Linked DNA regions of Homo sapiens: region 1 is linked to region 2. The links are chromatin loops, found by intact Hi-C in ENCODE. Cell type or tissue: GM12878. All regions are shown on one strand. Each heading gives the region's core, and the rest is flanking DNA. Links, peaks and the distances in the headings are about the cores only. Region 1 overlaps GTF2I (general transcription factor IIi). Region 2 has its middle 34 kb from the start of GTF2IRD1.

Region 1 (16,286 bases), core at 3,938-11,937, 290 kb after region 2:
TAGGTGTAGCCGTAGCTTCTTTTTATTGCTGAGCACTAACTATTCTGTGACATGAACATACTGTCTGTTGATCCAGTCATCAGTTTATAGATATTTTGGTTGTTTCCACCTTTGGGTATTGGGAATAATGTTACAGTGAACATACTTGAGCAAGGTTTTGTCTGGACATATTCCTTGATATCTCTTGGATATTTACGTAGGAGTGCAATTACTAGGAATAGGGTAAATTTACACTGAACTTTTTTTTTTTTTTTAATTGAGACGGAGTCTCGTTCTGTCACCAAGTTGGAGTGCAGTGGCATGATCTTGGCTCACTGCAACCTCCGCCTCGTGGATTCAAGAGATTCACCTGCCTCAGCCTCCTGAGTAGCTGGGATTACAGGCACGCGCCACCACACCCGGCTAATTTTTGTATTTTTAGTAGAGACGAGGTTTCACCATGTTGGCCAGGATGGTCTCAATCTCTTGACCTCATGATCAAGGGAGGCCTCTCAAAGTGCTGAGATTACAGGCGTGAGCCATCGCGCCCTGCTACACTGAACTTTGAAGAAACTGACAAGCTGTTTTCCAAGGTGGCTATACCATGTTATATTCTCACAGCAGGATAGGAGGGTTACCCCCACATTGCTGCCAACTTACTTCTTGATTTTAGCCATTGTAATAGATGTGAAGTGGTATCTAATTTTTTTTGATTTTTAAAAATTTCTCTAGTGATTGTTGATGTGTTTTTACTTTTCTTTCTTTCTTTCTTTTTTTTTTTTTTGAGACAGGGTCTCACCCTGTCGCCCAGGCTGGAGTGTAGTGGCGCCATCTCAGCTTAGTGCAGCCTCAACCTCCCAGGCTCAAGCAATCCTGCTGCCTCAGCTTCTCAGTAGCTAGGACTACAGGCGTGTGCCACCATACCCAGCTCATTTCTGAACCTTTTTTTGGTAGAGACAAGCTCTTGCCGTGTTGGCCAGGCTGGTCTGGAACTCCTGAGCTCAAGTGATCCGCCTGTGTCAGCCTCCCAAAGTGCTGGGATTACAGGCTTGTGTTATCTTCAATTGTGCTTATTGGTCATCCATACATATTTTTTGGAGAAATATCTATTTAGGTCCTTTTCCCATTTAAAAATTGGGTTTGTTTGTCTTTTTATTATTGAGTCTTGTTTTTTATATAGTCTTGATATAAGTCTCTAATTGATGATTTGTTAAAAAAAAATTTTTTTTTTCTTTTTGCAATGGTGTCACTCTGTTATCCAGGCTGGAGTACAGGATTTGGGAATATTTTCTCCAATTCTAATAAATCTACATTATCCTTATTGTATAACTTGTCTTCTTCCCTTACTTGGTAGTATCCTTTGAGGCACAAACGTTTTAAATTTTGATAAAAATAAGTTTATTCTTTTGTTAACTTGTGCTTTTTTTTTTGAGACAGAGTCTCGCTGTGTCACCCAGGCTGGAGTGCGGTGGCATGATCTCAGCTCACTGCAACCTCTGCCTCCCGGGTTCAAGCAATTCTCCTGTCTCAGCCTCCCGAGTAGCTGGGACTACAGGTGCCCGCCACCATGCCCGGATAACTTTAGTATTTTTAGTGGATACGGGGTTTCACCATATTGGTCAGGCTGGTCTCAAACTCCAGACCTCAGGTGATCCACCTGCCTCAGCCTCCCAGAGTGCTGGGATTATAGGCGTGAGCCACTGCGCCTGGCCCTCACTTAAGCTTTTGACTTCATATTCAAGAAACCATTGCGTAAACCCAAAGGCATGAAGATATGACTTCTGTGTTTTCTTCCACAAGTCTTATAGCTTCAACTCTCACATTTAGATCTATGGTTCATTTTGAGGTCATTTTTGTATATTATACAAGGTAAAGGTATAAATTCATCTTTTTGCACGTGGATATCCAATGATTCCAGGACAATTTGCAGAAAAGACCGTCCTTTCCCTCAAGATATCCTTGTTATCTTTGTTGAAAGTCTTTTGACTCTTTGTTTATTTCTGGGCTTTCTATGTAGGAGATCATGTTGTGTGAGAATCAAGACAATTTACCCCTTTCTTTGCAATCTAAGTGCCTCTTATTTCTTCTTCTTGTTGCTCTGACTAGAATATAAATGTCACACAGCATTGGTGATAGCAGACATCACCTTGTGATATTAGTAGGAAAGCATTCTGTCTTTGACCATGAAGTATGATGTTAGTGGTAGGATTTTTGTGTAAATCTCTTTTAAGATGGAGAAATATTTATCATGTTTATGTTAAATTTCAGACTTAAAAGTTTTTTTTAAACTTAATTATTATTTTTATTTATTTATTTATTTATTTATTTTTTTATTTATTTTGAGATGGAGTCTTGCTCTGTCGCCCAGGCTGGAGTGCAGTGGCATGATCTTGGCTCACTACAACATCTGCCTCCCAGGCTCAAGCAAATCTCCTGCCTCAGCCTTCTGAGTAACTGGGATTACAGGCGCCCGCCACCACACCTGGCTAATTTTTATATTTTTTTAGCAGAGACGGGGGTTCACCATGTTGGCCAGGCTGGTCTCAAACCCCTGACCTCAAGCAATCTACCCATCTCAGCCTCCCAAAGTGCTGGGATTACAGGTGTGAGCCTCCACGCCCAGCCTAATCTCAGCATTTTGGGAGACCAGAGTGGGAGTCTCCCTTGAGGCCAGGAGTTCGAGATAAGCCTGGGCAACATAGCAAGATCCAATTTCTACAAAAAATAGAAAACAATTAGCTGGGAGTGGTAATGCATGCTTCTGTAGTCCCAGCTACTCAGGAGGCTGAGGTAGGAGGATTGCTTGATCCTCGAGAGTTGGAGGCTGCAGTGAGCTATGATCATGCCACTGCACACCAACCTGGGCAACAGAGTAAAACCCTGTTTCTAAAAAAAAAAAAAAAAAAAAAAAAAAAAAATCTGTTTCATCATTTATATGTCAGCAGAGTCATATTCTCCATATTCCATCTTACTAGACAAATGGTATGTTTCTGCATTTCTCTCACTGATGAAAATAAGAGCTTTTTCATTCAAGGAGGTTGTGGTTGGGTGAAGGGATGAAAAGCAGTGTTTATTCTGGTGTGATCCAGAGCTGCAAAGCCTAGTTCTACCCCACTAATTCTATATTTAAAGCCTTTAGACATATTATATTTGAAATGTTGAAAAACTAACTCCAATTTTTTTTTTTTGTATGTAGGTGGTCGTGTGATGGTAACAGATGCTGACAGGTCAATACTATCTCCAGGTGGAAGGTAAAACCTAATTTCATTACTGCTGTTTAACTCCCACACCTCAAAAAGTTTTAGTTGTTAGATAATTGAGATATCAGAATATTAAAAAGGCCTCATGTCACACATCTTAAAGTTTAATAGGCAAGGATATCATTTGGGGATCTTGTGAACATGCCCTCTTTGACTTGGTATTTCTGAATAGTAGAGTTCCTGGGAAAAGCCAGAGGCATTGGTCACACTGTGAATTGGCCTTAGAGTGGTATTTGGAAGTTAATATGCTATTCTGTAGTATTTTATTATACTGTTTTCCCCAAAAGATAGATAGAAATTAAAGTACTAAGTTCAGTTGGTAACTCTTTTTTTTTTTTTTTATTTTTGAGATGGAGTTTTGCTCTTTTTGCCCATGCTAGAGTGAAGTGGCGCGATCTCGGCTCACTGCAACCTCTGACCCCCTGCTGGGTTCAAGCGATTCTCCTGCCTCAGCCTCCCAAATAGCAGGGACTACAAGCATGTGCCACCATGCCCAGCTAATTTTTTTGTATTTTTAGTAGAGACGGGGTTTCACCGTGTTGGCCAGGCTGGTCTCGAACTCCTGACCTCGGGTGATCCACCTGCCTCGGCCTCCCAAAGTACTGGGATTACAGGCATGAGCCACCACGCCTGGCCCGATAAGTCTTAATATGCTACTCTGTAGTATTTTATTGTACTTTTTTCCCCAAAAGATAGATAGAAATTGAAGTACTAAGTTCAGTTGATAACTCTTTTTTTTTGTGGAGACAGAGTCTCCCTCTGTGGCTCAGGCTGGAGTTCAGTGGCATGATCTCAGCTCACTGCAACCTCCACCTCCCGGATTCAAGTGATTCAGGTGAGCGCCACCACGCCTGGCTAATTTTTGTATTTTTAGTAGAGATGAGGTTTCACCATATTGGCCAGGCTGGTCTTGAACTCCTGACCTCGTGATCTGCCCGCCTCGGCCTCCCAATGTGTTGGGATTACAGGCGTGAGCCACTGTGCCCGGCCCAATAACTCTTATTTATGCAATAAATAAATATGTCAGTTTTAAGCTGAGTCAGGTTTGCACCCACCTTGGTCAAGGGAGGGATCTTAACACTTTGAGACCCAGAGACTTTGAATGCTGTGGGAATGGCTGTCACCAGCACGTGGCTTGATCAGGGCTTTCTTCTCCTTGCAGTTGTGGCCCCATCAAAGTGAAAACTGAACCCACAGAAGATTCTGGTATGTACTAGCACTTTTAGAATCAATGGTGAAATTAAGGAAGACTTTTCCTTAGTGTAGAAGTTTATAGTTTGACTCAATTATTGTTTTGTTTTGATAAGAAAGAGGCAGTCACTACTAATGTATTCCAACTGTGACACTATTTGTTAATGTTATCACATTAAGACCCAGAAAGGTAATTTGCTCAGTAAGTGGTAGGCAGAGTTCTTTGCCAGTTACATATGTTTGTAGATAAAATGTATTTTTTTTTCCCGTTGTACAGACATATAATGTAAGAGGTCAGCTGTTCTATAGTGCTTTTTACAAAAATCAATAGAATGCCCCCTTCGTCTCCACCTTCCTTCTCTGCACTCCTGTTTTCCACTCTCCAAGGAGACCATTTTCAATTCTCAAATAAAATTGCTATTTAATTCCTTATTTATTTATTTATTTTTTGAGATGGAGTCTTGCTTTGTCACCCAGACTGAAGTGCAGTGGCACGACCTCGGCTCACTGCAACCTCTGCCTCTGGGTTCAAGCGATTCTCCCACCTCAGCCTCCCGAGTAGCTGGGATTACAGGCATACGCCATCACGCACGACTAATTTTTGTATTTTTAGTAGCGACGGGGTTTCGCCAGGTTGGCCTGGCTGGTCTTGAACTCCTGACCTCAAGTGATCCTCCTGCCTCAGCCTTCCAAAGTCCTAGGATTACAGGCATAAGCCACCGTGCCCGGCCCCCGTTTATAATTCTGTTCTGTCCTAGAACCGTGGCACCCAGATGTTCTCAGCATATGTATTTATTTCATCATTTCCCAGTGTTATCCTGTGTCCTAGTGCCACTGTCAAGCCTCCCGCTGCTCGGCCCTGTGCCCCTTATTCACACGGGACACTCCTTAGTGGGCTGTCACCGCCCTGCCTGCCCCCTCATCTCCCTCTGTCTGACCAGGCCCTCGGCAGCTTCCCCAGCCCCTTCCCCGGCCCTTTGTCAGCCTTCTCATTCTGCCATGCTTCCTGGGCAGCCACCTGCCCCGCTTCACCCCATCTAAGGGCATCTCGAATGAGTTGTTGGGGAGGAGGGTAGGGCCGCGTTAACGTGTGTGTGCGTGCATGTGAATGAGAGCTTTTATGTATGTAAGTGTATTTTGGGAGAGCTGCAAGAAAGTGTTGAATTATCCTTTTTTGGAAAAGGTATTTGAGTCTTTTACACTGTTTGCTGGTTTTACAGAAGGTTTTTCTTTTTTCTTTATTTTCACTCCATAGGAAATCTCAAATTTTTGTGTGGTTTTCAGTAGATTGTGCCAAAAAAAATCATCATTTTGCAAATGTTTCCCCTTAATTCATATATTCATCTCCTGAATATTTAGTTTGCTTCTAAAAAGAAACATGCTGAATTCAGAAACCCCATGTGTTTAATTGAATTCTTTCAACTGTCTTTATGTACACATCAGCATCATTATAGGTTTTTTTTTTTCTCTTTTACACTTTGCATCTTTGTATTCTTAATTTATCCTGCAAATAAGATGTACATTTATAGCCAGGGTGCAGCCAGGAGACAGAAACCATATCAGTTATTGGAACAGAGAAAATTTAATGTAAAGATTGTTGGCCGGGTGCAGTGGCTCACACCTGTAATCCCAGCACTTTGGGAGGCTGAGGCGAGTGGATCACCTGAGGTCAGGAGTTGGAGACCGGCCTGGCCAACATGGTGAAACCCAGTCTCTACTAAAAATACAAAAAAAATTAGCAGGGCATGGTGGTGGGCGCCTGTAATCCCAGCTACTCAAGAGGCTGAGGGAGGAGAATCGTTTGAACTCAGGAGGTAGAGGTTACATTGAGTCAAGATCGTGCCATTGCACTCCAGCCTGGGCAACAAGAGTGAAACTCCATCTCAAAACAAAACAAACAAAAACAGATTGTTAACTGGTTATAAAATTGTTAACTTTGTAACCTTAAGGAGAATACTAAGGTTTTTTTTAAGGAACAATTCTAGGCAGTGGCTGCCACCCCATCAGCTTTCCATCTGACTTCTGAGGTGGGGTAGTGTTTGGCTGGTGCTGGTGGCTGAGGGGCATGGTGAGGCTGCTTCTGGTAGTGTTGGAGACATTGCCAGCCGGGCACAGCTGTTGTGATGGGAGGGCCTGCTTTGGCCAGGCTGAACGAGGGTACCAAGGAGTGACCTTTTTGGGATGAGAATGCAGACAAGAAGCCAAAAGGAAGGCCCAGATCTCTTCTCCTCCTCTAGCCTTTCTCTCTGTAGTGTATCTTTGTGGCAGAGACTCACATGGAGCCAGCTGCTATGCAGAGCTCAAACTTCAGCAGAAACCCAGAGGATGGGTTTGCAACTGAGAGACATCAGTTTTGTGGGTGGCCCAGGCTGTTCTCTTTGGCTGCTCAGCATATATACACACCCTTCCCTGCACATTTGACCTTCTGTACAACAACGAGACAACTGTTCCATCTAAAGAGATGCAACTTTACTTCCTACAAAGAAATCCATTTTTACTCTCTCCTCAAAATGGGGGGACACAGTGTTCCAGCAGTCACACCCATCGCTGGGAGACTGACTGAAAATCCAGTCGCGAGCTATGTTACCTGCTCTTTAAATGCAGTGCAAACCTATTTGAGTAATCTCTAGTCTAATGGACAAATGGAAAGGAAACTTCCAGCCAAACTATTGTGAAATACTACCACACAGAAGAGAATAGTTAGTATATGCAAGCATATAATCTTCACACAAACACATTTGTAACAGACAAGGAAGACAATAGGCATAGTCGCCACAGTCTACGTTTCTGCAGCTTACCAGACTTTTTTTTGGATTTACCTTTTTATTTTTATTTATTTATATTTTTTGAGACAAGGTCTCACTCTGTCGTCCAGACTGGAGTGCAGTCGTGCGATCTCGGCTCACCACAACCTCCGTGTCTCAGATTCAAGCGATTCTCCCACCTCAGCCTCCCGAGCAGCTGGGATTACAGACGTGTGCCACCCAGCCAATTTTTGTATTATTCATTTATTTATTTTAGTAGAGACGGGGTTTAACCATGTTGACCAGGCTGGTCTTGAACTCCTGACCTCAGGTAATCATCCGCCTCAGCCTCCCAAAGTGCTGGGATTATAGGCATTAGCCTCTGCACCCAGCCAGTATGTGTAAGGTTCTTTAGCCAATTGGAGTGACCCAAATTTTTATTCCTGAAGGGTCTGAATCCCCAGTGGATCTGCCTTTTTTGTTAGCTGTAATGCTGTGATTTTCTTTCTTTCTTTATTTTTTTTTTTTGAGACGGAGTCTTGCTGTGTCGCCCAGGCTGGAGTGTAGTGGTACCATCTCCGCTCACTGCAACCTCCACCTCTTGGGTTCAGGTGATCTTTGTGCCTCAGCCTCTCGGGTAGCTGGGACTACAGGTGCGTGCCACCACTCCCGGCTAATTTTTGTATTTTTAGTAGAGACGAGGTTTCACCATGTTGGCCAGGCTGGTCTCGAACTCCTGACCTCAGGTGATTCGCCCGCCTGGACCTCCCAAAGTGCTGGGATTACAGGCACGAGCCACCGCACCTGGCTGTTAGCTGTAATTTTCTATTAACTTTTACTGATGGACATGAAAGTGCTAAGTTAGCCCAGAGAGTTGCAAAGGTCTCAGATGCAGTGTTCTCTGCCACCACTGTGTAGCAGCAAAACACTTTCCCCTTGGTGATTGAAGGCAATGGAGTAACTCCTTTTTTTGCTTGTTGCTTCAGGGATGCATACCCTTTGTATATCAATTTAACTCTCTTTGAGCTCTTTCTCTAGAGTTGAAAATATTCTTTACAAAGTTGCCCAAGTCAGAGCTCACGATTTCGTTTGTGTTAGGGTTGGTATGACTGTGGTTGAATATCTCAGTCTGAAATGTGTATGTGCACCCATGCATTGTTCATTTCTTTTTCTTTTTTTTTGAGAGGGAGTCTCGCCGTGTCACCCAGGCTGGAGTGCAGTGGCACAATTTTGGCCCTTCCCAAAGTCAACTTTTTAATAACATCGATTGCTTTTGCCTATTTTGACCTTCATATGAGTGGAATTACACAACATGTACTCTTTTGTATCTGGCCACAAAGGTCTGCTTCAAATCATCTGTCCTAATTGTGGGCAAAGCTTTATGCAGAAAGGTGTGCTTTGTACCCTTACACAAATCCCTGTAATAAAAGGGATGTATTAGGCAGAAAAAAACCAATGTATCTCATTATTGAAATTGTTGACCATTATGCTATCTCTCCTTTGGAATACTGAGTTATTAAAACTGATGTTTATAAGTGTGTTTCAATGGTTTATAAAAGTATTTTTAATATTAAGTGAAAAGGGAGTGTGGTAAAATTTTCTTTGATTCTAAAGATAAGAATTTGCTGGAGAAAAGAGCAGCACATAATTGCAGAATATTAATAAATGGTTAAAACTTTGCATTGGCTGGGATTATAGTGATTTTTTACCTTCTGCTACCTAGCAAACTTTTGTCTTTTCAAAGACGTAAAGTCTTTACTTAAAATAAATATGCATTGCTGTATTTATAGGGAGGGCAGAGAGGATTTCCCTACACAATCTAGCTGAAAGTTCTCACATGCAATCATATCATTGCATTTGCTTTTCTAGGCATTTCCCTGGAAATGGCAGCTGTGACAGTAAAGGAAGAATCAGAAGATCCTGATTATTATCAATATAACATTCAAGGTAATTTGAATTAATGCAATTTTTCTTTCTAAAAATTATTCGTGGTTAAAATTAAAATTTGCTCATCAATTGCTTTAATTTCTTAAATAATATTTTATTGATCAGTTCTTGATTGACATATATATTGTAATTCAGTCCCGGGGATAAAACATTTAAAAATGGGGCTAAAAGATCAACTCAGACAATCCAGAGGGGATATGTAAAATAGCCATTTGTGTTCTTAAAAGGATGAGCAAAAGTTGTGGCACAATTTAGAATTCAATCCCAGGTTCTAGTGTTGCAAAATAAAACAAACCTATTAGGCAAATGCAGATAATGTCAGCTTAATTTTTTCTCACTGCATAATTATAGTATATTAAACACTTAAAGTAAAAAATCTGGTTAGCTTTGCCATCTACATATCTAATACACCATCTTCATTGCATCCAAGATAATGAAATATCTATAACCCCAAAAGTTTCCTGTGTCCCCTTGTTATTCATTGCCCTGCCCAGTATTCAGGCAACACGGATCTGTTTTCTGTTTTAGGTTAGTTTGCATTTTCTATAAAGTCTTATGAATGAAATAATAAAATGTGGACTATTTTCATGGGCCGGGGAGCAGTGTGGCTTCTTTCATTTCAAATGATTGTTTTGAAATTCATCCACAGCGTTGCACGTATCAGTAGTAGATTCCATTTGATTGTTGATTTGTATTCTATTGTATGCCTGAGTCAAAATTTATTCATTTCTTTGTCTGTTGATAGCCATTTGGGTTCTTCCAGTTTGGGGCCATTACAAATAGAGGTACTATGAACATTGTGTAGAGGCTTTTGTGTGGACATAGGCCTTCATTTCTCTCTTTTTTTTTTTTTTTTTTGAGACAGAGTCTCACTCTGTTGCCCAGGCTGGAGTGCAGTGGCGCGATCTTGGCTCACTGCAACCTCCACCTCCCAGGTTGAGGTGATTCTTCTGCCTCAGCCTCCCGAATAGCTGGGATAGCAGGTGTGTGCCAACACACCTGGCTAATTTTTGTGTTTTTTAGTAGACACAGGGTTTCACCATGTTGGCCAGGCTGGTCTCGAGCTCCTGACCTCAGGTGATCCACCCGCCTTGGCCTCCCAAAGTACTGGGATTACAGGGGCTAACACGCTTTTTTAAAATGAAATATTTAAAACCTAAAAGCATAGTATCAGTCTGCCCAGGTTTAGTGAACCATAGTATTTGTCTCTTCTCTCCTCCCTCCAAGAAACAACGTGTAACTATTTCATTGAAGCCTTTCTTTGGGCTCCCCCAAATCCCCACTTTTCTCTCTATTCTTAAGTTAACCATGATCTTGAAAACTGAGAATTGTCCTTCCTGATGGTGATGTGCTTTACTACGTAAATATTCTCCCGGGAGTGTGTGTGTGTGTGTGTGTGTGTGTGTGTGTGTGTGTGTGTGTGTGTGTCATGTCATATTTATTGTTTTATATATGCCACTTCCTGAGTGAAGCTTACACAGTGGTACACTGTATGTGTTGTTGAGTATAGTCTGTCACTCAATTTAAGTTTTCAAGATTTATCTTTTTTTTTTTTTTTTTGGCGTGGGGGTGGGGATGGATTTTTGCTCTGTCGCCCAAGCTGGAGTGCAGTGGTGAGATCTCGGCTCATTGCAACCTCCGCTTGCCGGGTTCAAGCAATTCTCTGCCTCAGCTGGGATTTATCTGTTTTGTCACAAGTAGATTTAATCATGTCATCATGGTAGTTACACTGTGTGATTATAATACAGTTCGTTTTTTCGTTCTTCTACATAAAGACATTGATGTTTTCTTCTAAAACTTTTGTATTCCAAAATAGGCTTGGATATATTTCTCTGTGCACCTCAGTGCTCCTGTAAAATAGTGACATTCAAATGTGAGTGTTGGGAATGTGTTGATTTTCTCAATGAGTGGTAGGCACCTCAAGCATTTGAGAGGTGGAGGTTAAGTATGTTTTAGGGTGAATAAAATCAAGTACCATTTTTAGGGTGAATAAAATTCAAATATGGGACATTAAAATAATTTGAAAGTATAGTGATACGTGAAGGTATTTTGAGTAAATACCAACTAAAAAAAATATAGTTTAGCAATATTGGAAGCCAAAAACAGTAGTAGCAGGATAGAATAAGACTATGTCGTATTTAAAGGAATTGGTCACTAAGTTGATATAACAACCATTAGTTTGTATGTGCCTAACTATGTATCCTCACAGTAAAAGTAAAAATTATTTACAAATTATAAGTCTCTATAGATATGTACAGTCATGTGGGAGATTTTAACCAATGATATACGTCTAGCTGATGAATACTCTTTTAACATTTATATGCTAAATAGAATATTTTCACTACAGTTAATATATGTAAGCTAACTATAGAAAACTGTGTACCCAAGAAATAAGTTTATTTACAAAGCATGAATCATTTATAAAAATTGACTGTATACTTGTTCACAGTCTTAATAAATTCTCTGAACATACTGAAATTAAATTATTAATAGAAAACATACACAGTGGGAATCCTAGGAAACATGCTTGTAATTGACTTAATGAGGGCCTCATTAAAAATATTTAGACCAGAATATTGAGAATGCCACATAGTTAAACTTGTGAAGAGCAACTAAAGCAGTACTTAGAGGTCAATTAGTAGCCTTCACTAAGGTTGCATTTTTAAATCCTGTAAATAGCACATCTTCCTTTTCTTGAGCTCTGTATATTTTACTCAGAGTCAGAAGACTAGGAAGCAGTGGATCTAGCATTTGAATTTAGGAGTCTACATTCCAAGACTTGCTCTTCTTTGAGATTCCAAATAGAAACTATTTCTTTATTTCTCATGCAATTGATTTTTTTCTCTGATGTGTCCTTTGCCTGTAATGTGTAGTGTGGTGCATCTTTGTGAAATTTCTTAGGCTTTAGAGAATGAAGCCTTTCAAACAACTTCGGATGTTTTCCCAATTCTCTTCAGAGATAGTTAACTGAACTGTGGTCATATTAATGCCAAAATGTGTTTTATATTAAATAGCCATTGAAAACACAATGTTTTGTTTTCTATTTTAAAACTATTATTATTTTAATCATTAAAAAGTTTGATGATAACATGTAAATGTGTTGTCAAAATATAGCAGTTTGTGAAGTTGAATTTAACTCAGAGTACTTTCTGTGTTTTGGAAAGAACCTTATTAGAAAAAGTGCCCGCTGTGCTGGAAGAAAGGGAGAATGAATTAATAGCTGTTAGTTTGTCACATTTCTATTTCAGTAGAGATTCAAGGAGATGGTTTACGTTATTTTAGAGATTCTAAGGAAGGTATATAACATTTGGTTCTGCATTTTTCTTCAGTATGACAAAAGAGTAAGCAAATATTTGCCAAAGAAGAAACAAATAAACCTGTGAGATAAACCTGCATTTGTAATCTGTATGAAGTAAAAGTTACAGTTTACTGTTATGAACATTGTACTGTTTTAAAAAACCCACATCTTCCATTTTAGACATACCATTCCCATTCAATCCATATGTCCAGTCATCTTCAAAATTTCTTTTGACTGTTTACATATGAATTCACCTGATTACATTTTTCCATTCACCAAGACCATAAATTGACATTGCTCATCTTGTCAGTCTTTTTTTTTTTTAATTTTTTTCTTTTTATTTATAAAAAGGCCATTCCATGTATCTCACCCAAATTTGTTGACTAAAGTCACCCCACATTTTTTTTTGGGGGGGATTACTTTTGAAGTATTATCTTTGTATCCCAAAGCAGGCCCTTCTGAAACTGATGATGTTGATGAAAAACAGCCCCTATCGAAGCCTTTGCAAGGTATAATCTTTTCACTTCCATTCTCCCACATACTGCTTGTGTTTAATGTTTCCTTATATTGCACAGACTGTGTTTTAATATTTATAAGTACAGTATTACTTTTCTAAATGGAAAAGGAAAAAAATGTATTGGCCTTTTTTTAACATATAAATGAACTTCACAAGCAACAATTTTTCAAAAATCAATTTTCCCTTTTGTGAATCTAGTAATGAATCTCGAAATGGGTACATGACACACTTTCCTATTGAAGGTAAAGTACACATTTATACCTTATCTCAGAACAGTCAGAAGCCAGGTTACTGTTTTATTGGTTAGTGATGCAAATATTGATAAGGTCAGGTTGATACTTAGTATTTAGAAGAATTCTGAAATAGCACTTGTTAATCTGTAAGTTTCGAATTGATTGCCTTTTTGGCAATTTTTTACAGTGTTCCCAAACTTGATACTCATAGGCTATTAGTAATGGCATTTACTTCTATCTATTCTGGCTTTGAGTGCATAAGATGTATTTTCTTTAGGCTTAGCATATAATGTAAATGTAATTGTTTATTTCAGATTTTAAAAGACATACAGAATTATTGCTTACACGAACAATCATCTTAACTGTTATTCTTTGCTGAAATTTTACTTTTTACCTACTGGCCTCATCATTTCACTCTCATTCCTTTGACCTCACATCTCTTTTTTCTTTGACTTTTACAGTCAAATAACTTAATGCTCCATAAATTCAAATATTAAGATTAAAAAAAGAGAAAGGAAGTGTGTAGAGAAAGCATATTTTAAAAATGAATTAAAGAGTGACTCATAGGTATAGGTTTGTAGATTTACCTAGAGTTTGAGTTCAGGTGAGTTTTCACAATATAAAGTAAGTGGAAAAGAATCCCCAGATAATTGTGACATGCTAAAGCTAGATACTGAGAACCAAAAAGATGTGACCTCAGTATGGGACTTTTAATTCAAGGATATTAGCTACCAAATGACAGTTTTTCAGACCGTAAGCATTGCTTTTTAAAAATCAAGATAAAATACATTTATAACATATCTTACTTTTAGTATAGCTTCTGAATTTAGTTCTCAATAGATAAGACAAAAGAGATGAACATCTGCTTCCTTTCCCCTCAAGCGATGTATTCTTACTAATAGGTAATATGTTTTTTTTTGGTACTTAAAGGCAGTGTTTTTCAATCTTTTCCATGTTAGTAGCTCAGATCTTTAAGGACAGAGGATACAAATTAGGGGGCAGCTTGCGTTCTTAATCCTAAGTGGCTCTCTGATGTCTTAGATTCTTCCTTTCCTTTTTGTGAGTAAAACTTCTGCTCTAGTAGGATGAGCCTGTTCACCTTGTGACTGCCTAACTGATCATTGCTTTATGTTCCAGTTTTTAGAAGCAGGCAGATTATATTACCTGACTTAAAATGCTTTTGAGACTAAAGGTAGTATCTTAAATTTTAACTTACGAGTTTCCTTTAAGTACAACTTTGATGAAATTATGGGGATTGAGTTTCCATGGCTTTCACCATAGTGAAAATGGAAAGCATGAAACATTCCACAGCAAACCCTGAACTTATTTATAGGGAGTTAATTAAGTGTCTGATCACAGCAAGCATTTACTCTGATCTGTTTGTGTATGTGTGTCTTTGACAGATGAGCATGGTACTTGAAGCATAATTCTGCTTCCTCAGATTCCAATATCTAGTAATTTTATCATGTAGTTATAGTAACTAATATTAAATCCCCAAACCTACTTAGGTCTACTCTGTATTTGTGTTTTCAAATAATTTTTTTAGCTTCCAAATAGAAGCGTTGTATTCTTTTCTGAATTAGAAAACATTGTTCGACTTAACTGCTAAAGAGTTAGACAATCATTTTGCATATGTTTATTATGTCTTAGATTGTTTGCATTGTTACCTAGATTCTCTTTCATCTTTCAATGTCAGTTTTTATTGGTTTATTATATGTTGTTTATTTTCTTTTTAGGAAGCCACCATTCTTCAGAGGGCAATGAAGGCACAGAAATGGAAGTACCAGCAGAAGGTTAGGAGAAAAAGAGATTGCATATTTTCCACTATTTGTTGTATGTTTATTCTATTTTATAGATTCTATTATCCTTAAAACACCTTATTTGGAAATAAAAGGTGATTCCCTTGGTATGCCTTCCTAGCCAACAGGTTATTATTTTTTTAAAAATTCTAAGATGTAATATACTTCTTTGACCATACTGATTAATAAAGCCTATGGGAATGAAACTAAGTGGTAAGTAAAGCTCTTACATGATGCAAAATGCTACTTTTTTTTTTGTCCTGGTTTTCTTGTGCCATATTAAATATCTTTTAAGGAAGAATAGCTTCAGTGTTTCAGAATTAAAATTACTAGCTCCATTCATATTTTATTTTCAAATGTATTTTTTAATACTTCTAGTCTCTTAGTAGGGTAGGAATTTAGTCTACATAAAATTTATACAGGAGAGAGTTTCTCCCTTTATTTTGTACTCACAACTACTCCATAAATGACTTTGTCAGTTTACCAGCTCTACAGCTTTGGTTTTAGAATTGAACGCCTGACTGAGGTACAGTTCTTTTTGTTTAGAATCCTGAGTTCAACTTATCATGTAGGGTGGCTTCTTATTTCCAAGGTGTTTAAACGGTTCCACACAAATTTTTGTAGATTTCTCCCAAGGAAAATGACTGGTAAGGTAACTGAATCTTGTTTTAGAATTATTTCTCTCATAAATTGGTCATGTTATCCCTTATTTTTCTAGAATGAAAAGAGGAGTCTGTTGTGTAACTGCTTATATTCCATTGTATTTACATTTTTATTTTAATTAAAAAAAAACATTTGTTTGATCTTTTACCTTCTTTGAGGGAAAGGCAATCTTAAAAGTTCCCCAGTATAGGCTGGTTTCTCCAAATTCAATTATAGAATTAGGGTTTCTCCCTGGAATACATTTCTCTCAAAAATACTGATATGCTCATTGTAAACCGTTGGTTACATTTCCCTGTCAGCCCTTTTTATAGAAGATTGTGTGGGTGAATGTTGTATGCTTTACTGTGTGGAGGTGGGTATCTTCTGAGTGACAGAGTTTTCAGCTTTGAATAGGCGGGATTTAGAACAACAAGACCTAGGTAATAGATCATGTGCAGTACGAGGGCTCATTGGGCAGTACCGATGGCTCACCGCCTTGCAGCCCCGCCGGCAGGTACTGCACCTTGAAGACTGCGTTTTTAGGACATTTTTACTGTCATATTCCAGTGTTAACAAAGTTGAATCGAATCTGGGTTCTGGCCTTTATTCCTTTACTAACAAGTAAACATAATCTTTGGCAAATCAATTAATCTCTCAACCTTTGCACAATGAAAGA
Region 2 (16,286 bases), core at 1,325-9,324:
TAAAAATACAAAAATTAGCTGGGCGTGGTGACAGGCACCTGTAATCCCAGCTACTTGGGAGGCTGAGGCAGGAGAATTGCTTGAACCTGGGAGGCGGAGGTTGCAGTGAGCTGAGATCGTGCCATTGCACTCCAGCCTGGGGGACAAGAGCGAGACTTCATCTCAAAATAATAATAATAATAATAATAATAATAAATAAAAATAACAATAACACCAAAGTGTATTAGGAATACAATTTGGAACAGTAATAAATGAATATTTTTAATGGTTCAAATAATTTCAGGGAAAAAACTCAATCAGTGCAATTTATCATGTTAACAGAATAAAGTAGGAAAAACCTACCAAGAACTGTTTGAGCAACTGCACTAGACTGCAGGGTGTGGGCAGAGGGTGAATGAATCTGTTTGATGTCACTTGATTTAAAAGTTGTACGGGGGCTGGGAGCAGCTCACGCCTGTAATCGCAGCATTTTGGGAGGCTGAGGCAGGTGGATCACTTGAGGCCAGGAGTTCAATACCACCCTGGCCAACATGGCAAAACCCCGTCTCTACTAAAAATACAAAAAAAAAAAAAAAATTAGCTGGGCATGGTGGCGGGTACCTGTAATCCCACCTACTCAGGAGGCTGAGGCACGAGAATCGCTTGAACCCGGGGGGGGGCGGAGGTTGCATTGAGCCAAGGTTGTGCCACTGCACTTCAGCCTGGGTGACAGAGTGAGACTCTGTCTCAAATACAAAAAAAAAAAAAAAAAAAAAAGTGAAACTGTTTTTAAAAAAAAACAGTAGGGGATTGAATGTGGATCTAGGGGGCCAGCAACAGCTGGCTGGGTCTGTGGTTCAGCAAGATCAGCCTGGATTGGGGCTCCAATCTGTTCCTGTTTTCTCACCAGCAGTTCCACTGTGCTGTAAGGCGTTAGTAAAGGGATGAGTGAAGGTTGGAGAGTGCTCTTATCTGCTATTATCCCTCGCCTCCACTAAGATTCTGACATCTGAGGCTGAAGAAAATGACAAGACTATCCGGGCGGGGAGGCTCATGCCTGTAAACCCAGCACTTTGGGAGGCCAAGGCAGGTGGATCACTTGAGGTCAGGAGTTCGAGACCAGCCTGGCCAATATGGCGAAACCCTGTCTCTACTAAAAATACAAAAATTATCTGGGGGTGATGGTGCACATCTGTAGTCCCAGCTACTCTGGAGCTCTGGAGGCTGAGGCAAAAGAATTACTTGAACTCGGGAGGTGAGGTTTCAATGAGCTGAGTTCTCGCCACTGCACTCCAGCCTGGGTGACCGGGTGAGACTGTGTCTCCAAAAAAAAAAAAAAAGAAAGAAAGAAAAAGAAAATTACAAGACAGCCCAGACCCCAGACCCTGCTTGAGGTTCCACAGTGAAAAATACCCAGATAGAGCACACTCTTAGGAAATATTCTCCCAGGGGTGGGTGCAGTGACTCATGCCTGTAATCTCAGTGCTTTGAGAGGACAAGGTGGGAGGATCACTTGAGTCCAGGAGTTTGAGACCAGCCTGTGCAACATGGTGAGACCCCATCTCTACAAAAAAATAAAACAATTAGCTGGGGATGGTGGTGTGCACTTGTAGTCCCTGCTACTAGCGAGGCTGAGGCAGGAGGATCACTTGAGCCCAGGAATTGGAGGCTGCAGTGAGTTATGATCGTGTCACTGCACTCCAGCCTTGGTGACAGAACAAGACCTTTTTTTGAAAAAGAAAATATTCTTCCAGGAAAATCTAGAAGACATGACATCTCAGACATTTGAAAATTGTAAGCATTATGGATAGAAGAAACCTGGATATGGTGATGATCTTTATTTAGTGTGAGCTATGCAAAAAAAGTAGCATGATGGCTGGGCCCAGTGGCTCACACTTGTAATCCCAGCACTTTGGGAAGCTGAGATGGGAGGATCACTTGAGCACAGGAGTTATAGACCAGCCTGGGCAACATAGCAAGATCCCATCTCTATAAACAAATGTGGTTTTTTGTTTGTTTGTTTGTTTGTTTGTTTGTTTTTTAATTAGCCAGGCATGGTGGCACATGCCTATAGTCCCAGCTACTCTGGAAGCTGAGGTTGGAGGATCGCTTAAGCCCAGGAATTGGAGGCTGCAGTGAGCTATAATCATGTCAACTCACTGCAGCCTGGGCAACAGAGTGAAGCCTTGTCTCTAAATAAAAACATTAAAAATAAAAGAATCTAGAATGTAAACCACACGGCGAGCTTACATATTCCAAATGCCTAGACTTGTGCCTGGATTCATGCTCAACAAATAATTTGTTGAATAAATAACACACAAAGAAAATAAAAAGTCTTGGCCGGGCGCGGTGGCTCACGCCTGGAATCCCAGCACTTTGGGAGGCCGAGGCAGGTGGATCATGAGGTCAGGAGATCGAGACCATCCTGGCTAACATGGTGAAACCCTGTCTCTACTAAAAAATACAAAAAATTAGCCAGGCGTGGTGGTGCGCGCCTATAGTCCCAGCTACTCAGGAGGCTGAGGCAGGAGAATGGTGTGAACCCAGGAGGCAGAGCTTGCAGTGAGCCGAGATCATGCCACTGCACTCCAGCCTGGGCGACAGAGTGAGACTCCATCTCAAAAAAATAAATAAATAAAATAAAAAGCCTAACATAGGTCTAATCGGGTGGCAAAGAAAATAGAATTGAAGAAAAGCATTATTTAAAGAGGAAACAGCTGAGAAACTTCCAGAATTGATGAAAGATGTGAATGCAAAGTACAAAGAAATCCAGGCCAGGCGCGGTGGCTCACGCCTGTAATCCCAGCACTTTGGGAGGCCGAGTCAGGCAGATCGTTTGAGGTAAGGAGTTCAAGACCAGCCTGGCCAACATGGTGAAAACCTGTCTCTACTAAAAATACAAAAATTAGCCAGACTTGGTGGTGGGAACCTGTAATGCCAGCAACTCGGGAGGCTGAGGCAGGAGAATCTCTTGAACCCAGGAGGCAGAGGTTGTAGTGAGCTGAGATCGCACCATTGCACTCCAGCATGGGTGACAAAGTGAGACTCCAGCTCAAAAAAAAAAAAAAAAAAGAACTCCAAATATTATAAATAAAAAGAAATCCAGGCCAGGTACAGTGGCTCACGCCTGTAATCCCAGCACTTTGGGAGGCTGAGGCAGGCGGATCACCTGAGGTCCAGAGTTCGAGACCAGCCTGGCCAACACGGTGAAACCCCGTCTCTACTAAAAATACAAAAATTAGCCAATGTGGTGGCACCACCTATACTCCCAGCTACTTGGGAGGCTGAAGCAGGAGAATCGCTTGAACCCAGGAGGTGGAAGTTGCAGTGAGCTGAGACTGTGCCACTGCACTCCAGCCTGGGTGACAGAGACAGACTCCATCTCAAAAATAAATAAATAAATAAAAATAAAAGGAAATACACATCTACGCACATTATATAAAATATAATTGGCAGAATGCCAAAGGCAAAGATCCAAGCAGGATTCACAGGGCATAGTCTTAACAGCAACTTTATTTTTCTCTCCCAATTTGTCCTTAAACCTCTCCAAGTAGGGGTTGACCTGCCCGTTACTGGAGAAAAACTTGGACAGGCCCTTCCACTTCATCATGCTCTCAAAAAGTGGGCGAGGCTGGATGCGGTGGCTCATGCCTATAATCCCAGCACTTTGGGAGGCAGAGGTGGAAGGATCGCTTGAGGTCAGGAGTTCAAGACCAGCCTGGGCAGCATAGCCAGACCCCAAAATCTAAAAAAAAAAAAAAGCTGGGCATGGTGCTACATGCCTGTGGTCCCAGCTACTAGGGAGGCTGAGGCAGGAGGATCACTTGAGCCCAGGAGTTCAAGGTTGCAGTGAGTTATAACCATGCCATTGCACTCCAGCCTGGGCAACAGAGCAAGACCCTGTTTCCAAAAAAAAAAAAAAAGAATCGCAAACATAGCCTCAATTCAGGACCTAAAATCTTAGGCACCCATCCACTGCCAGGGAGGGATAACAAGCTCTCCAAGGAGGCCCACCCCGCCTATGAGGCTTCAGCTGGGGGATGGCAACCCCACCCTCGCCTGGAAGGTGGGATTCGCCACACAGCTCTGTCCAAACCTGTAGTTCTCAACCGGGGATACTTGCCCCCTCGGGGACATTTAGCAATGTCTAGAGACGTTATTGGTGGTCACAACGGGGGCATGCTACCGGCATGTAGGGAACAGAGGCCAGGAATGCTGCTAAATACCCTACGATGCATAGGACAGAGCCCCGGAACAAAGAATTATCCCACCTAGAGCCTCAATAGTGTGAGGTTAAGACAGTGCCCTAAAGCAATTCTCCTCGCTCATTTTTTCTCATCACCAACAGCTGGGGCCTCCTTTTATAAATTCTGATGTAGGTGAATTGCCTAGTACCACCTTATAACTCACAGGACTGTAGATTTGTGATCAAGAGGCAGCTTCAGCCAGGTGTGGTGGCTCACACCTGTAATCCCAGCACTTTGGAAGGCAGAGATGGGAGGATCGCTTGAGGCCAGGAGTTTGAGACAATCCTGGACAATATAGTGAGAGTCCCATCTCTACCAAAAATATATATATATTTATATATTTTTAAATATATATATTTTTAAAATATTATATATATTTATATATTTTTAAATATTTTATATAGATATATATTTTGTTGCCCAGGCTGCAGTGCAGTGGTGCGTTCTTGGCTCACTGTAACCTCCGCCTCCCGGGTTCAAGCGATTCTCCTGCCTCAGCCTCCTGAGTAGCTGGGATTACAGGCGCCCACCACCACGCCCAACTAATTTTTTCGTATTTTTAGTAGAGGGGGGGTTTCATCATGTTGGCCAGGCTGGTCTCGAACTCCTGACCTCAGGTGATCCACCTGCCTCTGCCTCCCAAAGTGCAAGGATTACAGGCATGAGCCACCGCGCCCAGCCTATATATATATATTTTTTTTTAACTGGCCAAGCACAGTGGCACACTCTGTAGTCCCAGCTATTCAGGAGGCTGAGGCAGAAGGATTGCTTGAGCCTGGGAGGTCGAGGTTGCAGTGAGCTATGATTGTGCCACTGCACTCCAGCCTGGGCAACAGAGCAAGACCCTGTCTCAGAAAAAAAAAAAAAAAAAAGGCAGCACCTTGCAGCAGCTGAGACCCAAGTTCCAACTCTGACTTGGGCAGTAACCAGCCTGTGGCCCTGGGCAGAGCCCTTCCCTCCCCAGCTTCAGTTTTCTCATCTATAAAGTGGTAACATAAGCCCCAGGCAGGGGTCACAGCTGAACATCTTGGGAATCATGGTTTGGGTAGGGGTTGGGGGGACATCCTTCTCTGGGTCACTCCTGGGATGTGGCCCTGGGTCCAGCTTTGGGAAAATTAAATAAAGCTTGGAGCATCAGTGTTTTGGGGGTGGGGATTGAACCAGTGTGGTCTGAAGCAGGGGGCGGGGTGTCCTCATGACCCTTCCGCCCCAAGGTTCACAGTACTGGCCTTTGGAAGGCATCTCCATGGCATGGGGTTATGGCGACAACCACTGCTGCAACCCTCCCCCTCCAACACAGTGTCTGTCTCATGTTGAGGGAAGCTCAGAAACCGGGACTTCTAGGCCAGGCGCGGTGGCTCACGCCTGTAATCCCAGCACTTTGGGAGGCCGAGGAGGGCAGATCACCTGAGGTCAGGAATTTGAGACCAGCCTGGCCAACATGGTGAAACCCTGTCTCTACTAAACATACAAAAATTAGCCAGGCACAGTGGCTCATGCCTGTAATTCCAGCACTTTGGGAGGCCAAGGCAGGCAGATCATTTGAGGTCAGGAGTTCTAGACCAGCCTGGCTAACAGGGTGAAAACCCATCTCTACTAAAAATACAAAAATTAGCCGGGCGTGGCGGCAGGCGCCTGTAATCCCAGCTACTTGGTTGGCTGAGGCAGGAGAATGGCTTGAGCCCAGGAGGCGGAGGTTGCAGTGAGCCCCGCTGCACTCCAGCCTGGATGACAGAGCAAGACCCCGTCTCAAAAAAATAAACTGGGACTTCTCTTGCCCCACTTCTCTTTGCTCTGCCTGAGAGGGAGACATTGATCAAACCCTCCAGGTCTGATCGGGAAACATTTGCCTTCTCCTTTTGTGGGGTCCTGGGGTGAAGAACAGGAGGGGAGGCTGGAGGGTGGGTGACACCACGCACCCCTGGGCGGCAAGAGACCCACCAGCCAAGTCTTGCCTGTGATGCCTCCCATTTACCAGCAGGTGTCACCCTCGGCCCTCTCACTGCGGCTTGTCCATTCCACCCTCTGTCCAGACTGGGCTTTAGGGCTGCAAGGCTGGAGACACAGGCCAGCTTTGCACGTGGGAGCAACAACGGGGACCCAGGTGTCCCGGCTCCTAGTCCCAGAGCTCCCTGTCCCTGTTGCCTCCCAGACTTGGTTCAGGCCTCTCTGTGAGTATCCGTGTGTGTCCACACTTCCATCCCTGGGAGAGAGGCCGGCCAGGGCGTGGACATTCATTCCCTCTCTGGGACCGTGCCGGGCCAGGACTGTCCTGGCCTCCCTCCTCCCGCACAGCACTGCCTCCCCTCCCCGCAGGCTGGGCTCCCTCCACAGAGCTGACCCTGGCCTACTTTCTCAGTCCTGAACCCTCCCATCACGTCCCCCTTGCCAACCTCAGCTGGGCAGTCACCCTGGTCCCGCTCCCACTCCCCAAGAGAGGCTGGGAAGTGTTTTGAGACTGAAGTTGGGGTCCAGTGTAAATTCAGAAGGAACATGGTATAGGACGAATAACCAGGATGCTCACTTCTAGAAGCTTCTCTGGAACCTTGGGTAAGGCTGTGGGCCCTTTCTCTGGAGCTACCAGCAAAGGGAAGGACTTGCTGCCTCCAGGGTGGCTCCAGCCCCGTCTAGACCCCCTCCCAGCCACCCTCTCCCGCTGCCACAATTTCCAGCTGGCCCCACGCACAGCTGTGCCTCGGTTTCCCAGCAGCCCCAAGCCTGGAGTTCACCAGGAGCACCTTCACAGCCCCGCACCGGGTCCGCAGCCTGGGGTCCATCATATTCATCACACTCTGGGCCCTGTCCCCCACCCCCAGCTCAGGCCTCAGATCCTGCCTCCAACCCCACACCCCCAGGCCTTTCCAAGTGACCCACACACATGCATGGGCACACACACACAGATACATACACACATACACAGAGACACACATACATGTACACATCATATATATATACACGCACACAGAGACACATATAAACATGCACACACGTACACACATACATGTACACACGTACACACATGCATACACATATACATACACAAACACATACATACACAAACACTATAGACACGTACACAGACACACACAAATACGTACACATACACAAAAACTCATACACATACACAAACACGTACATACACAGACACACAAACACTACAGACACATGTACACACGGACAAATACACATACACACAGACACACATACATGTACACATATACACATGTACACAGGTACACACGCACATACACACGTTACACACAAAGAGATGTATACTCACATACACAAACATGCACATATATACACACAAACAATATACATACACATACACATACACACACGCATATACATGCATATACATCCACACTTGTGCACACATACACACATGCACACACACACACTTTTTCTTCACGGCCTGCAGAGACGCGCCCATCGGGGACTTGATTCACACCTCTCTCCCTAGAGGGGAGTGCTCTGTGTGCACCGCAACATATCTCTAACCTCTTTTTTTAAATTGACAAAAATTGTATCTATTTATGGTGTGCAATATGATGTTTTGAAATATGTATAAAGTGTGGACCAGCTACATCAAGCTAATTAGCATATGCATTACCTCATTTGTCTTTTTGTGGGGAGTGTGCTGAGAACGCTTAAAATCCACTGTCTTGGTACTTTGCAAGTTTAGAACACATTGTTATCAAGGATAGCCACCATGTTGTACTTGGATCTCTTGAACTTAGTCCTCCTAACTGAAATTTTTGTGTGTTTTTTTCCTTGTGTGTGTGTGACAGAGTCTCACTCTGTTGCCCAGGCTGGAGTGCAGTGGTGCAATCAGCTCACTGCAGCCTTCATCTCTGGGCTCAAGCCGTCCTCCTGCCTCAGCCTTCCAAGTAGCTGGGACTACAGGTGTGCACCACCATGCCCAGCTAATTGTTTGTATTTTTAGAGAGATGGGGTTTTGCCATGTTGCCCAGGCTGGTCTCGAACTCTTGGGCTCAAACGATTGGCCTGTCTCAGCCTCCTAGATTGCTGGGATTACAGGCATGAGCCACCACTGCCACCCCCACATCTCTGACTCTCAGCCCAGGGCGTGGCACACAGGTGCCCACGAGTGGCTGTCAGACGGATTGATCAATTCCACCACTGCACAAACTTCCATCTTCAATCTTGCACTCCACCTCAACTGCTCTCCCAGAGCTCCAGACACTGCCAGGTTGCCCCCGCATCCTGACAAACTGTCCTCTTTCTGTACCCTTTCCAAGTCATCTAATTGTCCTCATTTTTGTTTTTTTTTTTTTTTTTTTGTAATTTGAGTTTATTTGACCATCTTGATCCGAAATGTTCAAGCTTTTGGCTATAGTTTTCTTCATTTATTTATTCAATATTTTTTAGTAACTCTATTAATTAATTGATTTCCTTCCTTCCTTCCCTCCCTCCCTCCTTCCCTCCCTCCCTCCTTCCCTCCCTCCCTCCTTCTCTTCTTCCTTCCCTCCTCCCTCCCTGCCTCCTTCCTTTCTGCCCACCCACTTTCTTTCTTTCCTTCTTTCTTTCTTTTTCTTTCTTTCCTTTCTTTCTTTCTTTTTTCTTTCTTTTTCTTTCCTTCCTTCTTTCTTTCTCTTTCTTCTTTCTCTTTCTTTCTCTCTTTCTCTCTCTTTCTTTCTTTCTCTTTCCTCCCTTCCTTTATCTCTTTTTCTTTCTTTCTTTTTCCTTCTTTATTTTGAAGTGGAGTCCCGCTCTGTCACCCAAGCTGGAGTGCAGTGGCGCAATCTCTGTTCACTGCAACCTCTGCTTCCCGTGTTCAAGCGATTCTCCTGCCTCAGCCTCCCAAGTAGCTGGGATTACAGGCATGCGCCACCACGCCCAGCTAATTTTGTATTTTTAGTAGAGTCAGGGTTTCACCATGTTGGTTAGGCTGGTCTCAACTCCTAACCTCAGGTGATCCACCCAGAATTGTTTTCTTTAAAACAACTTTTCTGTACTGGACATGGTGGCTCACACCTGTAATCTGGCACTTTGGGAGGTCGAGGCGGGAGGATTGCTTGAGCTTAGGAGTTCGAGACCAGCCTGGGCAACATGGTGAAACCCCAGGCATGGCGGCACATGTCTGTAATCCCAGCTACTGGGGAGGCTGACGTGGGAGGATCACCTGAGTCCAGGAGGCCGAGGCTGCAGTGAGCCATGATCATGCCACTGCCCTCCAGCCTGGATGACAGAGCGAGACCCTGTCTCAAATAAATAAATAATAAATAAATAAATAAAGCTGTTTTTCTTTCTTTCTTTCTTTCTTTCTTTCTTTCTTTCTTTCTTTCTTTCTTTCTTTCGTTTGTTCTTTCTTTCCTTCCTTCTTTCTTTCTTTTATTTCAGTCCTCTTTACTTGAAAGTTTATCTCTTGTTCAGAAAATAAATATGGGCCAGGTGCGGTGGCTCATGCCTGTAATCCTAGCACTCTGGGAGGCTGAAGCAGGAGGCTCACTTGAGCCCAGGAGCTGGAGATCAGTCTGGGCAACATAGTGAGACACTGTATCTTTTTGGGGATTTTTTGGACAGAGTCTTGCTCTGTCGCCAGGCTGGAGTGCAGTGGCGTGACCTTGGCCCTCGGCTCACTGCAACCTCTGCCTCCTGAGATCAACTGATTCTCCTGCCTCAGCCTCCTGAGTAGCTGGGACTACAGGTGTGCGCCACCACACCCAGCTAATTTTTTTGTATTTTTAGTAGAGACAGGGTTTCACCATGTTGGCCAAGATGGTCTCAATCCCTTGACCTCGTGATCCCCCTGTCTCGGCCTCCCAAAGTGCTGGGATTACAGGCACGAGCCATCACGCCCTGCCTGACCCCCAGTATCTTCTTAAAGAAAAAAGAAGAAAAGAAAAGAAACAAGATATTCTTTCTCCCTAATGCCAGTTCTTCATCTGCGGTCCCCTTCTCTGCACCGTCTCTCTGTCTCCTGGGTGGTCATCTCCATCTTCTCAGACTTACGTCTTTAATGTTTGTATTTTTAATCTTTTAATCCCAGACCTGAGGCATTGATCATCTATCTTCTTAAATCACATTTATTTTGTCACTTTATCATTATTTTAAACCTCTTAACTTTTATCTCTTGTGGAGAGTAACTTTTAAGACCAACTTCATAGCTTTTCATTTTAATTTTGTATTTGCTGATTTTAACTTTGTAATACACATTAGCCCTCTCATTTATAAGGTATTCATCTTATTGGTGCTGCTAGTCTTTTAATTTCTTTTATCTGAACTATTTTTCATGATTATAAAGAAAACTCTTGATTTTAAATCTTTGCTGGCTTTTTTTTTTTTTTTTTTTTTGAGACACAGTCTCACTCCATCGCCCATGCTGGAGTGCAGTGGAGTGATCTTGGCTCACTGCAACCTCTGCCTCCTGGGTTCAAGCAATTCTCCTGCCTCAGCCTCCCACATAGCTGAGAATACAGGCATGCGCCACCACGCCCAGCTGATTTTTGTATTGTTAGTAGAGGTGGGGTTTCACCATGTTGGCCAGGCTGGGCTCCAACTCCTGACCTCAAGTGATCCGCCCTCCTTGGCCTCCCAAAGTGCTGGGATTACAGCCGTGAGCCACCATGCTTGGCCTGGCTCTTTCATATCCTGAGCCTGAAAGTCCTTTTTTTTCTCAGTGATTACTTTTTAATCTTCCAGGCATTCATTCAATCCTCACAAAACTCTATGTGGCCACCCCTGTTTGTGTGTTGTTGTTGTTGTTTTTGTTTTTTTTTAGAGACAGGCTCTCACTCTGTCGCCAGGCTTGAGTACTGTGGTGTAATCATCACTCTGCAGCCTCGACCTCCCGGGCTTAAGCGATCCTCCTGCCTCAGCCTCTTGAGTAGCTGGGACTACAAGCACACACCACCACACACAGCTAATTTTTAAATTTTTTGGCCAGGTGCTGTGGCTCATGCCTGTAATCCCAGTGTTTTGGGAGGCTGAGGTGGGAGGATTGTTTGAGCCCAGGAGTTCAAAGCCAGCCTGGGAGACATAGCAAGACCCTGGTCTCTATGAAAAAAAAAGTTATATGTATAACAGGCCAAGGTGGGCTCTGTTGTCAGGCTGGAGTGCAGTGGCGCAGTCTTGGCTCACTGCGACCTCCGACTCTCAGGTTCAAGCGACTCTTCTGCCTCAGCCTCCCGAGTAGCTGGGACTACAGGTGCACGCCACCACGCCCATCTAATTTTCACATTTTTAGTAGAGACAGGGTTTCACCATGTTGGCTAGGACGGTCTTGATCTCTTGACCTCGTGATCCACCCACCTCAGCCTCCCAAAGTGCTGGCATTACAGGTGTGAGCCACCACGCCCGGCCTTATAATTTTTTAACTTCCTGTAGATATGGGGTCTTGTTCTGTTGTCCAGGCTGGTCTCAAATGCCTGGCCCCAGGCAATCTTCCCACCTCAGCCTCCCGAGTAGCTGGGATTAGAGGCATGAGCCACTGCAGCTGGCTGAGGGAGGGCTTTGGAGAAGAAAGGGCAGAGGTAAAGGGAGAGAAGGACTGGGCAGTGTGTTGAGTGGCTCAGAGCAGCCACTCGGCTCCCTATTCAAGGAGAAGTGTGACATTCCGTGGCAAACTGTGACGAATCCACCTCTCCAAAACCCCGTTCAAGTTTGCTGTTCTCAGAGAAATAGGAAATTCTGCCATCTTGGTTTGGATTCCCCAAAAGCAGAGCCAGAGAATTTGGGTGCCGTGGTTTGGGAGGTGATCCCAGGACACCTGTGAGGAGTGGGATGGGGAAGAAGCCACTAAAGGGGGCATTTATGACCAAGCACGGTGGCTCACACCTGTAATCCCTGCACTTTGGGAGGCCGAGGCGGGAGAATTCGTTTGAGCTCAGGAGTTCAAGACCAGCCTGGGCAACACAGTGAGAACCCATCTCTATTAAAAATTTTAAAAATTACCTGGGTGTGGTGGCTCACACCTGTGGTCCCAGCCACTCAGGAGGCTGAGACAGGAGGATCGCCTCAGCCTGGGAGGTTGAGGCTACAGTGAGCTGTGATCACGCCACTGCACTCCAGCCCGGGTGGCAGAGTGAGACCCTGTCTCAAAAAATAGTAATAGTAATAAATAAAAATTAAAAAAAAATAAAGGCTGGGCACAGTGGCTCATGCCTGTAATCCCAGTACATTGGGAGGCCAATGTGGGCAGATCGTCTGAGGTCAGGAATTTGAGACCAGCCTGGTCAACATGGTGAAACCCCATCTCTACTACAAATACAAAAAATTAGCCGGGCCTAATGGTGCATGCCTGTAATCCCAGCTACTTGGGAGGCTGAGGCAGGAGAATCGCTTGAACCCGGGAGGCAGAGGCTGCTGTGAGCCGAGATCGTGCCAAGCCTGGGCGACAGAGCAAGACTCCATCTCAAAAATAATAATAATAATAATAAATAAAAATAAAGAGTGGGGTTTATGGGCTGGGCATGGTGGCTCGTGCCTGTAATCCCAGCACTTTGGGAGGGCCGAGGCAGTTGGATCACCTGAGGTCAGGAGTTTGAGACCAGCCTGGCTAACATGGTGAAATCCCATCTCTACTGAAAATACAAAAATTAGCTGGGCATGGTGGTGGGTGCCTGTAATCCCAGCTACTCAGGAGGCTGAGGCAGGAGAATTACTTGAACCAGGGAGACGGAGGTTGCAGTGAGCCTAGACTGTGCCACTGCACTCCAGCCTGGCCGACAGAGTGAGACTCTGTCTCAAAAAAAACAAAAACAAACAATCATAAAGAGTGCGTTTATGAGCAGGTGAACTTTGGGGGCAGCTGGGGATGGGTCTGGCTGGGAATCCTCCATGAGGCTGGGGACGGGATGCCTCAGGCTTGTAGCTGGGATGTGTTTGGTTGGCAACTCCACCCCCCAGTGGTTGAGGTTCCCCCGGCATTCAGCCAGACTCCCTCCGAGAGAACAGATCTGTTTCCTCTGTGCCCAGGGTCTGCCACTGTGCCCTGCCCGAAGCAGGTGCTCTATGTGATGCTAGCGGAGACATGGACCTCAGAAGCAAAGTGACTTCAGATCCCCAGGTGCCTTATGGAGCACCAACAGTCACTTCAGCCCCACACAGGGAACTCCCGGGGAAGGAGTCGTGGGTCACATAGGGAAGACAACACAGTCCCTGCCCTCTGGGAGTGCCCAGCCCTGCTGAGGAAAGGTGACCTGTGTCAGCGCCCACTGGCCAGGCATCATGCCTGTGTCCAGCACATGTGGAGTTATTAAGGTCCCCCTATAATCTGTAATCCCAGCACTTTGGGAGGCTGAGATGGGAGGATCGCTTGAGTTCAGGAGTTTGACACCAGCCTGGGCAACATAGCAAGACCCTGTATCTAAATAATAATAATGATAATAATAATTTTTTTAAAAAAGGAAATGCAGGTATTCAGGGACAGCCAGTCCTGTTTGCCCAGCTCTGTGCCAGGCCACATATGGGACTAGGAGGCACAGGGGCTGAGAAAGAAAGGGACATGGCTGGGTGCAATGGCTTAAACCTGTCATCCAAGCACTTTGGGAGGCCAAAGTGAGAGGATCACTTGAGGCCTGGAGTTTGAGACCAGCCTGGGCAACATAGTGAGACCCGTATCTACAAAAAATAAAAAATTAGGTGTGCATGGTGATGTCCACCACTAGTCCCAGCTACTTGGGAGGCCGAGGTGGGAGGATCACTTGAACCTAGGAGGTCGAGGCTGCAGTGAGCTGAGATTGCACCACTGCACTACAGCCTGGGTGACAGAGCAAGACTTTGTCAAGAAAAAGAGAGAGAGAGAAGAAAAAAAAGAGGGAGGGAGGGAAAGAGGGAAGGAGGGAGGGAGGAAGAAGGAAGGAAGGGAGGAAAGGAAGGAAGGAAGGAAGGAAGGAAGTCCATCCTAACTCTTTTTTGTTTTTTTTCTTGAAACGGAGTCTCACTTTGTCACCCAGGCTGGAGTGCAGTGGCTCGATCTCAGCTCACTGCAAACTCCACCTCTCAAGTTCAAGCAATTCTTGTGCCTCAGCCTCCCGAGTAGCTGAGATTACAGGCATGCATCACCATGCCCAGCTGATTTTTTTTGTAGAGACGGGGTTTCACCATGTTGGCCAGGCTGGTCGCGAACTCCTGACCTCAAGCGATCTACCCGCCTCGGCCTCCCAAAGTGCTGGGATTACAGGAGTGAGCTGCCGTGCCCGGCAACTTCTTTTTTTTTTTTTCTTTTAATTGAGATGAGGGTCTCGCTATGTTGCCCAGGCTGGTCTGGAACTCCTGGGCTCAAGCAATCCTCCCACCTTGGCTTCCCAAAGTGCTGGGATTACAGGCGTGAGCCACTGCGCCCAGCCTCCATACTAACTCTTGATGAAGCCACAGTCCAGGGAGGGAGATGGGAGCTTCCTAGGAGAAGGGAACCATCTGAGAGGCTCAAGTCATGTGGTCAATGGAGACAGGAAGGGAGGAAGTAGCTCAGAGAAGCAAGAAATCTAGGATGACTTCCTGGAGGAGGCAGGTTGAGGCTGACATCTGGAGAACAGAATGGAAATGTTTCCTGGTGGCCCCAGCCCTCAGGGACCATGGCCCTGGCTTGCCCCACTTTTCCTCTTCTTGTACTCCCGTGAGGATCTGCTTTCCCCAAATACTCCAGGAGCTCGTAAAGCCTACATGATCCTGCTGTGTGAGATACAGGGACCAGGTCTAATTCCAGCACTGAAGCCCTGAATGGCCTTGGGCAAATGTCTCCCCTTCTCTGAGTCTCCATGTCCTCATCTGTTAAATGTGCTCATCATGCACTTTACCCTTACACATTTGTTGTGGGGCTAAGGAGATCATGTGTGGTTTCTGAGCCAGAAGTGAGCAAAGCTCTGTAGTGATCACACCACCCAGCCCCCTTAATTCACTGATAGGGAAACGGAGGCCCAGAGAGGCAAAGGTCACCGGGACAGCTACATCAACTTTCTTTTTTTTTTTTTTGAGACAGTGTCTCACTCTGTTGCCCCGGCTAGAGTACAGTGGCGCAATCTAGGCTCACTGCAACCTCTGCCTCCCAGGTTCAAGCAATTCTCCTGCCTCAGCCTCCTGAGTAGCTGGGACTACAGGCACGCACCACCACGCCTGGCTAATTTTTTTTGTATTTATAGTAGAGATGGGGTTTCGCCATATTGGCCAGGCTGGTCTCGAACTCCTGACCTCGTGATCCACCCACCTCAGTCTCCCAAAGTGCTGGGATTACAGGCGTGAGCCACCGCGCCTGGCTTTACATCATCTTTCAAGCCCTGGCTCAAAGGCCCTTTCTGGTGCCTCCAGGCCAAGCTGGTTGCTTCTGGCTTTGCTGTTTTTGTTTTTTTTTTTCTTTTTTGAGACAGAGTCTTGCTCTTTTGCCCAGGTGGGAGTGCAGTGGCGAGATCTCAGCTCACTGCACCCTCCACCTCCCGGGTTCAAGCAATTTTCCTGGGCTCAATCAGGCTCCACAAGCTGTGCCTGCGACTGAGCCTCCGGAACGAAGGGAGTGTGCCCTTCTCCTGAGAAGCTGGGTTTCTCCCAGGGTTGGTGGCGGGGAGGTGGGGGGGTCCCAACCTGGGGAGGTGGGGGTTGCTGTCTTCTTTGGCACCTCAGAAATGTTAATTGAGGGAAATTATGCAAAGGAGCCTGGATTGGAAATGCTCATTTGGACCTCAACAAGGTGGCTACGTTAAAAATAGCAAGAGGGGCTGGGCGCGGTGGCTCACGCCTGTAATCGCAGCACTTTGGGAGACAGAGGTGGGTGGATCGCTTGAACCTGGGAGTTCGAGACCAGCCTGGGCAAAACCCTGTCCCTCCTAAAAATTAGCTGGGCGTGGTGGTGCGTGCCTGTAATCCCAGCTATTCAGGAGGCTACTCAGGAGGCTGAGGCGGGAGAATCACTTGAATCCGGGAGGCAGAGGTTGCGGTGAGCTGAGATTGTGCCACTGTACTCCAGCCTGGGCAACAGAGCGAGACTCTGTCTCAAAAAAAAAAATGTCTAGAGGAAGGAGTTAAGTTTGGGATTGGAGAGAGGATGCCAGGCCCTTTGTCCTATGAGGTCCAGGCTCCTGGGCCCCTGAAGGGTCATCAGGC

The links. A loop is a pair of places that touch in the nucleus more often than their neighbours do. Peaks named below come from ENCODE experiments on the same cell type or tissue, not always from the same donor. Only the 100,000 strongest peaks of a DNase experiment are listed, where the experiment ranks them.
Region 1: it touches region 2 in a loop (4-fold over the local background); 14 of 110 quality-filtered maps call a loop at or near these places.

Annotation. Positions count from the first base shown.
Region 1 is chr7:74,701,989-74,718,274 of GRCh38, forward strand. It overlaps GTF2I (general transcription factor IIi), which reads left to right. Exons shown (of 35, transcript NM_032999.4): 7 at 3,176-3,230; 8 at 4,402-4,445; 9 at 9,044-9,121; 10 at 12,869-12,928; 11 at 14,906-14,962. All of the region lies in intron 2 of GTF2I-AS1 (GTF2I antisense RNA 1), which reads right to left. Among named protein-coding and RNA genes, the nearest start is that of GTF2I-AS1, 19 kb to the right of the region's middle. In GM12878, for the core only: a CTCF peak has its summit at 8,088; no DNase peak of the experiment used is centred there.
Region 2 is chr7:74,411,364-74,427,649 of GRCh38, forward strand. No RefSeq gene overlaps it. Among named protein-coding and RNA genes, the nearest start is that of GTF2IRD1, 34 kb to the right of the region's middle. RefSeq lists a silencer at 6,133-6,262. In GM12878, for the core only: a CTCF peak has its summit at 6,208 (motif pointing right); no DNase peak of the experiment used is centred there.